Regions from separate parts of the Homo sapiens genome. Here regions 2 and 3 are each linked to region 1. The links are chromatin contacts, found by Hi-C or POLR2A ChIA-PET in ENCODE. All regions are on one chromosome and are shown on one strand. The core of a region is the stretch at or near the end of the contact, and the rest is flanking DNA. Distances in the headings are between cores, read along the strand shown.

Region 1 (3,290 bases), core at 533-3,032:
CTGAGAAAGCTCAATGCTACCAGGAGAATTTACTATTTGTTCTAGCCAACACCTGATGATAGGCTCCTGACCTCCCTTTCTCAGGGCGTTTATTAAGGGCTTACCATTATGAATCCTTCCTTCTTCTCTTTAAGGTGTTTATGCGTCTGCTACAACTCAAGAGGTCCTTCTAAAGGACCTGAGAGCCATTCCTTTGAAATTGATCGTCAAGAAGGGCAGAGCCTCTACCTCCCAATCTCAGTGCAAGAATAGCAAGCTAGGCTGGGCGTGGTGGCTCACGCCTCTAATCCTAGCACTTTGGGATGCCCAGGCGGGTGGATCACCTGAGGTCAGGAGTTCGAGACCAGCCTGGCCAACGTGGCGAAACCCCGTCTCTACTAAAAATAGAAAAATTAGCCAGATGTGTTGGCATGCACCTGTAATCCCAGCTACTCGGGAGGCTGAGGCAGGAGAATCTCTTGTACTCGGGGGTGGGGGTGGGGCGGAGGTTGCAGTGAGCCAAGATCGCGCCATTGCACTCCAGCCTGGGCAACAAGAGTTAAACTCCGTCTCAAAATAAATAAATACATAAAAAAGCACTCTAACTTCTATAGCTGCTAGCTAGCAGACACATCTGGCCGAATCGCATCTATGCCAATCAAATCTGTAATTTTTCACTTCTCCAACACTATTGAGCCCTGATCACCTTCCTTCCTTCATTCTCCCTTTGAAATGCCCAGTCACTTCTGTACAAATCGGAACAGAGGTCAGTTCTTTTCCTTTCTGTAAGTAGTTACTGAAAAAAGTCTTTTTCACTGCTTCAATGTCTAGCTGGGTTGTCTTTGACAGGATCCAAAAAGGAGGGGAATTCAGCCCATTTGCCTTTTCCATCTGCAGGGCAAAGTTTTGAGTTGACTCTGAGGAAGTTACGCCTTTTGTAAAAACAAAACATCCAACCCTGAATGAAGCCCTTCCCCTTAGGCCTAGGCCCTCCCCTCACCAAGCGACACCTAGAGGTGACAAGCAGGCGCTCGCTCAGGGACCTAGGTAACGATACACAATGCCATGTAACAAACTCCTGCTCATCGAGGGCATCTGACCCTGGGTGCACGAGTGAATTAACTGAGTTAATGTTGACTAAGTTCCTGGTTAGTATTCACGGAGCAATTGGTGACCCCACCAAAACGTCGTTCAAGGTGCAAGGTCCAGAGGCCTCGAGGAGTGGGATTTACACATCGGAGCCGTCCGCTCAGACGCCGTTAGTGGAGGGTTCCGCCGACTTCACGGGAGTGAGGAAAGTCACTTTTGGAAATCGACTTTGCCTTCGCCCGCGAAGCCCGCCAGCGTCCGGACTCGAGTTGCCCCCGGAGCCACTGCCGGAAGTTTACCAGCTCACTTTCGGCGTCGCGCCCGCCTCCGTGGAGCAGGCCGGAAGTGGCTTTCCGGCAGCCGCCGCCGCAGCTCCGTAAAGCAAGATGGCACTACTCACTCTGAGGCTATTATCTCCGTTTTATATCTAGTATTCCTCTTCTCACCAGTTACTCTCGATTTCCGTCCCGCGCCCTAATTTTCTTCAGCACCACATTCTCATGTTTTTCTTTCATTCAGCCTTGGTGGAGTATGGTCTGGAGGCAACCTACGGCTAGCCTGAGCAACGTGGGGCACCATTTTGTACGGAAACTGAAGGCAGGGCGGGGGAGTGTGAGGCCTCCCGAGGAGGCCCGGCTTGAGAGAGAGCGTGGGAGGGAGAGCGTTGTTCACCGATGATGTATTTCCGCTTCTGGTCTGCCTGGTCGTTTTTGGTTGGATCGGCTTGTTGCGGGGAGGGAGGGGGGGAGATTGTTTGCAGCATAGAAGCTCCGCGGACGGGAAGGTAAACTGAGGTAAGGCTGTGCGGGGGGCTTTTGCGCATGGCTGGGTAGAATGGACGGGAGTAGGGTCCTTGGGATTGCGGAAGAGTGTGGAATTGGAGACGGGAGGCTTAGATGTCTCGGGTTGGACAGAGAAGGTGGGGTGGGGCTCGGGGTTACAAGGTGAATCGCAAAGCCGGGCTGGGGTGGAGTGGGACGAGCGGGAGACCACAGGAGATGGAGGAGAGCCTAGGGGTGCAGAGGAAAGTCTCGAAGGCGCTGGTTGAGGAGGGCCTGGGTCGAGAGGAGCTGGGACGGGGGAAGAGTAGAATCTAAAGTCCTTGAGGGCTAAGGAGAGAAGTTGAGGTAGGGACTGGTCGGAATACATGGGTGGGGGCGTGGTGAGAGTGTAGTTTTTGGGAGGCTGTAGAGTTGGAAGGGGCTGGTGGCTGCGGTTTTGATGCTGACATGACCATATACTTGGCCTTTGTTTCTCTGCAGCTCCCCAGAGACGCTCATCCTACAGCCTCAGCTCGGGCCCAGCCTTCTCTCTCCAGCTGCCACCACAGCCTGGAGGCGCCTGCCTCCACCCTCCCGAATGGTGCTCCTCCTAGCAGGCCTCGGTCCAGGATCCAAGCCCCCTTTGCCCCCTGCCTTGGAGCTGTTGCTCCGGGTTTGTCACAGTGGACTCCCTGTGGCGGGAAGGGAAGAACTTTTGCACAGACAAGGCTTCAGCTCTAGGAACCCCACTGACAACTTGAATCTCAACCTCTAACCTAGTGTGAGGTTCTTCCTGTGCCCACCTTTTCTGCCTTTTGAGAAGAGAAACTCTTCTCCTGGCCATCTAGAGCCCAGGAAGCCCCAAGCTGGGGCCCTGGTCCCAGCATGTCAGTCCTCTCTTGTGCATAGGGCTCTGCCCTCCCCCTGTCAGCATGGCTGAGCTCAGACAGGTTCCAGGAGGGCGGGAGACCCCACAGGGGGAGCTGCGGCCTGAAGTTGTAGAGGATGAAGTCCCTAGGAGCCCAGTCGCAGAAGAGCCTGGAGGAGGTGGAAGCAGCAGCAGTGAGGCCAAATTGTCCCCAAGAGAGGAGGAAGAACTGGATCCTAGAATACAGGTGAGAGCACTGAGAGCAGGGAGAGAAGGAGAGCCCAGATTCCAGCCTCCCTGAAGAGTGTTGGATGAATGAGGGCTTAGACTTACTCTGTCCCCAGTCTGCTGGGGCAGGAAAGGAGAACAAGTTTGTCAACAAATCATTGCAGGGTAATGTAACAAGTTCCAAAAGAGTTGTGTGTCTGAAGTGCTGATGGAGTGCAGAGAAAGGCCTGGCCTTAGTGCTTGGGAGGCATTGCTGAAAGCTTCACTGAAGGAGCAAAGTGTCACTTGGCAGTAGATGGAGGAGGCACACTTTAGGTCAGTGGAGGGTAGGTGTGTTGTACTTCTTTCCAGATAAGCAGAGGGGC
Region 2 (3,290 bases), core at 517-3,016, 1.7 Mb after region 1:
ACTCACAATTACCCCTCCGCGGCGCAGTAACTGCCGGACAAGGCTTCAGTAATTAGCAAACTTACTCTCAGCCTGACCCATAGTTTCCGGAGGTTACCCTGGAATTTTCCGAGCGCCCTACTTACCTGTAGAGCTTGAAGTGAAAACGTACTCGGGCGTCCTTTGTCAGTCATCCTCCACTTTCCACTCTCTGGCATTCCTTCACTGGATTATTTGTAGAGATTACCGGGAGCCCGGCGTTGGGCACCAGAGACCAGCCTGGGCAACTGAGGGAGACCCCATTTCTACGAAAAAAAAAAAAAAAAAATTAGGCAGGCGTGGTGTCCAGTGCCTGTAATCCCAGCTACTCCATGAGAGATTGGACAAAACCTGGGACCAGAGACTGATTTTCTTCTAAAATGCTTTCTCCAAAATATTTTTAAAAGAAAAGGGGGAAATTGGAAAGGAAAATGTTTTGAGCCCCCCAGATCACTAAGCTAAAGGGGAAAGTCAATCTGGGAACTGCTTAGGGCAAACCTGCCTCCCATTCTATTCAGAGTCATCCCCTGCTCACTGAGATGAATGCATATCTTATTGCCTCCTTTGGAAAGGCTAATCAGAAACTCAAAAGAATGCAACCGTTTGTCTCTCACCTACCTGTGACCTGGAAGCCCCCTCCTGGCTTCGAGTTGACCCGCTTTTGCTTCAGGTTGTCCCGGATCAAACCAGTGTTCATCTTACATATGTTGATTGATGTCTCCTGTTTCCCTAAAATGTATAAAGCTGTCAGATACAGTCAGTTTCTCTTCCAAGGTTTGGCATGTTAACTTTCTTGTTTTTTTGTTTTCGAACTCAACTTTCTTGTTCTCCATGCCTCCTTGCCCTTAGTTACTGTAAACAACCTTCCGTCAGTTCTAATCAATAACTCACATCTGTTCCCTTGGTTACCTGCTCTGCACCCATTTCTCCCTTGGAAACCGCAAGTCCCACCATTGTAACTCACATCCCCCTTCCCCCTTCCTTATTTGGGAAAATATTCACAAATAGCCAACCGGGTCAGTTTAGATCGTGCGGTCTGACCCCAGCCCATGCCAGAGGTAGGGACTGCGTTAGGAATAAAAACCCCTGCTTTCCTCTGTTCAGTGTGCTCTTGCGATCGTGATTGATGCGAGCAGCACGCTTCTGCAGAAGTAAATTGCGTTGCTGAGAAAACTTTCGCTTGAGTGCTGGTTTCACTTTGCGGCACCGAGCATTTCTCTCCAACAAAACCAAGCTGTGCTCTGACCACCTTGGGCACATGTCATCAAGGACATCCTGAGGCTGTGTCATGCATATGCATCCCCAACCTTGGCAAAATAAACGTTCTAAATACTCTTACCCCAAATGCTCAGGGAGACTGATTTGAATAATCATAAAACTCCAAGCCTGCACTCCAGCCTGGGAGACAGAGCAAGATTCTGTTTCAAAAAAATAAAATAAAATAAAAAAACTCCGGTCTCCCGCACAGAGGACACTGCGTGAATTACTCTTTCTCTATTGCTATTCCCCTGTCTTGAGAAATCGGCTCTGTCTAGGTAGCGGGCAAGGTGAACTCCCTGGGCAGTTACAGAACTGTCATTATATTGCTTCCAATTTTATATATATATATATATATAAAAGGCACAAATAGCTATAACTTGTATACAGGTTAAATGTGAATGTCCTTCTTGCATGGTCGGATCCCAGCGCAGGAAGGACGCACCGCCTACAAACCGCTAGGCCAAAAGCGGTCATTCTGACCTCATCCAGCCTCACGTGAGATCGCAATCTCCTGTCACTCAGGGCCTGAGGGGCGGGGCCTGAAGCCCCATCCAATCAGGGGCGCTGGGGTGGGGACCGTTCAATCAGGCGCGCCGCCGGAAAGGAGAGGGCGGCTTCCGGGATCTGCCTGGCGGTTGCTTTGTCTCTCCTTCGCCGGAGCCGGCTCTTCCTGTTAGTCTCCGCTGCTAGTTCTTGGCTCTGGGAGGCCCAGGTGGCTCTGCAGCAGCCTCTGCCACCCTGTGACCTGCGAGTATTGGGACATCCCTAGCTGACGCCAGGACACCCGGGAAGCCGAGGAATGGTGAGTGGACTGCGCCTGGCTTCCCGAAGTGGAGAAGAGGGCTGGTTGAAACCTGCTGTGGCGCGACTCGGGCCTCCACGCCATCGGCTCCGGAACCTGCGGACCGAGTCGCCGTGGCGTAGCCGGGGCTCAGTCCTCTTCTGTTCAGGGCCGGGCCGGGCGGGGCGGGCAGCGGAACCCCTGCATCCTGTCTGTACCTGCGGGCGCCACTTCCGCCGGCCGGAGCCCTGTCGGGAACCCCTCGCCTCCCCTATCCAGGTAGTGTGGTGACCACGGGAGGGTGATGCGGGAGAGCCCCGACTCGGTGTCTCGGTGTGCGGGGTTCCAGCATGGGAGGAGCTGTGGTTCATGGGGCTTCCAGTCCCACCTTTCTTCCCCTAAAATTAAGCCGAGGCTTTGTTAAAACGTTAAACCGTGTGTTTGAGCAAACGGCGATTCATAAACCAGGTACCGCAGTCATGGTTTGTGGTTTGGGGTCCACAGAAGGGGCGTAAATGAGAGGCTTTGATAAGGTTAATGAGGAAGCAAACCATATTCTTTTTTTTTTTTTTTTTTTTTTTTTTTGGAGACGGAATCTCGCCCTGTCGCCAGGCTGGAGTGCAATGATGCAGTCTCACTCATTGCAACCTCTGACTCCCGGGTTCAAGCGATTCTCCTGCCTCAGCCTCCCGAGTAGTTGGGATTACAGGCGCCCGCCACCACGCCCAGCTAATTTTTGTATTTTTGGTAGAGACAGGGTTTCGCCATGTTGGCTAGGTTGGTCTCGAACTCCTGACCTTAAGTGATCCGCCCGTCTCGGCCTCCTAAAGCGCTGAGATTACAGGCGTGAGCCACCGCGCTCGGCCAAAATATTTTTCTGTTTACAAACATTTTACATGAGAGGAAAGCGGAGAATAAACCATCTGACACTCTACTGTAAAAAAATCTTTGTGCCTCTCTTCATCTTTCCTAAGTGTGCATATTACCAAAATGTCTTTAGGTTGATGTCCCCCTGTGAAAACTTTACAGGGTGTTGTGTCCTCAGCCCTTGGTCTGCTTGCTCATCTCTCTGCTAATACTGTGCTGTCCTGAATATTTTTGGTTGAAAATCTTAAAAGTATGTTAGGCAAGACATAACTCTTTTTTTAGATGACTGAAAATCATTAGACATTTGTCATTTTTACTAGGTATGAAAAACTAGTTTTTCTTGCCTAAAAAAGCCTGATTTGGG
Region 3 (3,290 bases), core at 354-2,853, 1.6 Mb after region 1:
TTTCCCTTTATTTAAATTTGGATCTCTTGTTAGACGGTGGTGAGTTATGTAGAGATACATGTAGATGTGTACACGTGATTGGTGCATAAACTCACCCAGTCTCCCACACCATAGGAGGAAAAAGACAACCAATAGCCTGTTTATTAGCGCCAAGGCCAAATACCAATATCAGAAGTTTGTTTAATCTATTTTCTGTATATCTAAACTTTGGAAGTCAAAGCTGTGGAAGACCTGAAGACTGGGGATTAGGTCCTCCTGGGGGCTCCATTGTTCTTTTTTTGACTGTCTGATTTTTGGGAGGAAGATGGACAGCAGGCGGGGCAGCAATGGTCTACCTGTGGACACTCTCTTTTTGCAGCCCTTGCTCTCTCTAGGGCCCTGTCCCTTCAGCCTTTGGCCTGGGGAGAGACGTTGATAAGGAGGACCGATCTTTCACTGCTGGAAGGAAATGAGGGTTCAGACCGTTCACCTCCCTCAGAGCTGCACGGCAGTGTGACAGCCACTGGCCATGTGTGAGTACTGAGGGCCTGGAATGTGGCTGAACAGAGACGTGCTGGGAAGGTGAAATACAGAGTGAGTTTCACAGATTGACTACCGAAAATTATATAGTTCATTAATATATTGATGAATATTGAGATATTGATCATACATTGAAATGATAATATTTTGAATATATTGGGTTAAATAAATTATTACAATCAGTTTCACCTGTTACTTTTAATGTTTAAAAGGTGGCTACTAGGAAATTTAAAATTCACACGTGGCTTACATTTTATTTCTTAAAGGATTGCCTCCCTTTTTGAAATTTCAGGCTGCCTGATCAAACTACCAGAGGCCAGAAAGGTCATAAAATCTGAAATGTTAAAATCATTGCCATTATATTGTTTTCATTTGTGAATAACATATATATATTATTTATAAATGGATATAACCTTATACAAAAGGTTAAATGAAAATGCCCCCTGGGCTGGGCCAGGCCCAGCGCAAGCAGGAAGCCCTGCATGAAAAGGCTGCAGCCAAGAACCTGTCACTTTGTCGCCCTCAGCCCAGCGTCCGATCACATCCTCCGTCACTCAGGGACTGAGGGGGCGGGGCCTGGAGCCCTATCCAATCAGGGGCGCTGACGTAGGAACCGTCCAATCGGGCGTGCAGCCGGACAGAAGGGCGCGGCTTCCGGGATCTGGCGGGGCCTTCGTCTCTCCTGCCAGCCTCAGCTGGGTCGTCTTCTGTGCTCGGCGTGCTTTGCTCGGGGAAGCTCAGGTGGCCGCCACAGCCTCTTGCCCTCTGACCTGCAGGTATCAGGAGATCCATAGCTAAGCAGCCTGGACACCCGGGAAGCTGGGAAATGGTGAGTATGTGGGCGGGGTCCCGAGGTGGGCAGGGGGCTGATGGAAACGGGCTGGAACTGGCTGTGGCGGCCCCAGGCCTCCCCACAGCTGCCTCCGGAGTCTGCAGACCCGAGACCCCGCTGGACCCGCCCGGCCCTCAGCTTCCCCTGGCCTCAGGATGTGGGCTGGGCCGCCAGCCTCACCCGGCGTCCGGTCCGCTTCTGCGCTCGACTTCCGCCCGGCGCGTCCCCTCGCTGGCAGCTGTGCGGTGGCGACGGCAGGGGCCTGGGGGAGAGCCCCGACCCAGGAGGAGCCACTGCGTGGGAGGAGCTGTGGGCTGTGGGGTCCCAGGCCCTCCTTTCTCCTGGTAAAAATGAAAAGGGAATCAAGGTTTAAACGTTAAAGAGATTATTTGAGCAAAGAGCTGTTCATCAATGCAGAGCGCCCAGTCATGGTTTGTGGGTGCTTGGAGCAAAGGCTTTTGTAAGGGGCATAAGGAAGCGAACCAAATTCAGAACTTGGTTACAGTTACAGTTGTGGAGTCGCCTTATGTGGACTGTCCAGGTGGAAATTTCCTGGTTATTTAATGAGAGGTTAATTGGAGGTTTGTGGTTGGTTCAGGCTGAAAATCGTTTCTTCCTAAGGTAGTAATTTACAAGACATGTATTTCAGTTAGATTTTTTTCCTTAGGAACCGATGGTCCTAGTGCTACTTCAGTCTAATTGATTGCTAGTTAATTATTTTAAACACTCCAGAGGGGGACTGGTTTTCCACTGCGTTTCCAAATGTGTGGCAAGCACGGTCTCACATCCACCATCCTGTCCCCCCAGCCTGTGTGTCCTTTATTGTACATTTCACACACAGTGTTTTCATCATTTTTTCACAGAGCATTGGATGGCACTTTTTTTAGACATCTGTTTTCTGTTTGTAAACATTTTATGTGAGCAGAGAAGAATCACCTGACACACTGCTTTAAAAAAAATCTTTGTGTCTCTTCTTTTATCTTCCCCAGGCACAGACACCTTATCGGAATGTCTTTGGTTTGAGGTTCTGCTTTGGAAATTTTACAAGGTCATGTGTCCTCAGCCACCCTCCAGTCTTTTTCTGTGCCTGGGTTTCATAATTGTCTGGGGGTGACCCATCTCAAGGCATGTTTAGTGAACATTAGCACGTTGTTCCTTTCCTCCCAGAGGACAGCCTCAGTGATGGAGGTGGAGCCTCTTAAGGGAGCAGATGGATGCCCTGGGGCTGAGAGGAAGCTGGTCCTACCCTTCATTTACAAAGCTAACCCCTTAGGACATGCAGATTGTCTTCACCCAACTCCAGCGTCTGTTCCTTGGGGACACATTGCTGGTCAGCCAGTTGGATGCTGATATTGAGAAGAAAAAACAGAAATGATTTCTGACATCTGGATTCTCTCAGACTTGTGAAGGGGGAAAAACTGTTCCAAAGGACAAGGAAGACCCACTGCAGTGAGGGGGCGCGAGAATCTGCAAAGTCAAGCCACTTGGGGCACCCAGTGGGGCACAGTGTGGTGGCTCCTGGGCAAGGCGGGAAGGTGGTCAGTGAGCAGTATGGAAACAGAGGAAGGTCCCAAGTGATAGGACGGCCTGACTTGGCACTTGAGTCAGATTTGTCTGTGTTCCAATCAGCATTGCCACTTCCTGGGTTTTACACCTTGAAACATTTTTTTCACTTAATTCAACCTTAGTTTTTTATTAACTGTCAATTGCATTTTAACAGTAGAGTTTCAAAGGTAAGAAAATGTTTAAGAGGTGGATTTCAGAAAAGACATTACATATATAGTCAAATATTCACTTGTTAAAAATTCTGATTTACCTTTTTCTTCCCTAGAGTATAGTAAGTTTGTCAGGCCTGTTCCTTTTTAGGGGTGATTTTAAACAGAATCCCAGGGCGTAGCTGTGGGAATGCTACCAGGGAAAGTAATAGGGAAAATCCTCT

Evidence for each region. Hi-C counts contacts between places; a loop is a spot of excess contacts on that map. ChIA-PET counts read pairs that join two places held with the same protein, here RNA polymerase II (POLR2A). Pooled maps may share reads with other maps.
Region 2: a loop to region 1 is called in a map of CD8-positive, alpha-beta T cell, with 18 times the contacts of the local background. The contact joins the promoter of FLJ39095 here to the promoter of SH3BP5L in region 1. A Hi-C loop is called at or near these places in 1 of 168 maps with a recorded cell type or tissue (CD8-positive, alpha-beta T cell) and 9 of 50 pooled maps. POLR2A ChIA-PET finds 5 or more read pairs at or near these places in 1 of 52 experiments (OCI-LY7).
Region 3: a pooled map shows a loop between it and region 1 (10-fold over the local background). The contact joins the enhancer-like site here to the promoter of SH3BP5L in region 1. A Hi-C loop is called at or near these places in 4 of 37 single-sample maps with no recorded cell type and 13 of 50 pooled maps. POLR2A ChIA-PET finds 5 or more read pairs at or near these places in 3 of 52 experiments (BJ, PC-3 and Panc1).

Annotation. Positions count from the first base shown.
Region 1 is chr1:248,824,407-248,827,696 of GRCh38, reverse strand. SH3BP5L (SH3 binding domain protein 5 like) reads left to right here and starts at 1,782. Exons shown (of 7, transcript NM_030645.3): 1 at 1,782-1,862; 2 at 2,331-2,944. The coding sequence starts at 2,762. MIR3124 (microRNA 3124) reads right to left here and starts at 1,320; the gene lies at 1,254-1,320. RefSeq lists enhancers at 1,091-1,190, 1,261-1,310, 886-1,436, 1,421-1,680, 1,437-1,988 and 1 more.
Region 2 is chr1:247,102,987-247,106,276 of GRCh38, reverse strand. It overlaps FLJ39095 (a long non-coding RNA gene), which reads right to left and starts at 1,766. Exons shown (of 3, transcript NR_147502.1): 1 at 637-1,766; 2 at 126-284. It overlaps ZNF669 (zinc finger protein 669), which reads left to right and starts at 1,921. Exons shown (of 4, transcript NM_001142572.2): 1 at 1,921-2,080. The coding sequence starts at 2,078. RefSeq lists an enhancer at 1,676-1,970.
Region 3 is chr1:247,208,749-247,212,038 of GRCh38, reverse strand. No RefSeq gene overlaps it. Among named protein-coding and RNA genes, the nearest start is that of MIR3916, 8.3 kb to the right of the region's middle. RefSeq lists silencers at 981-1,240, 1,381-1,590 and an enhancer at 1,075-1,574. Within about 2 kb of position 1,603, at least 35 of the 41 ENCODE cell types and tissues checked have a DNase peak (open chromatin) inside an H3K27ac peak, as active enhancers do; they include PC-3, where a contact is called at or near this core.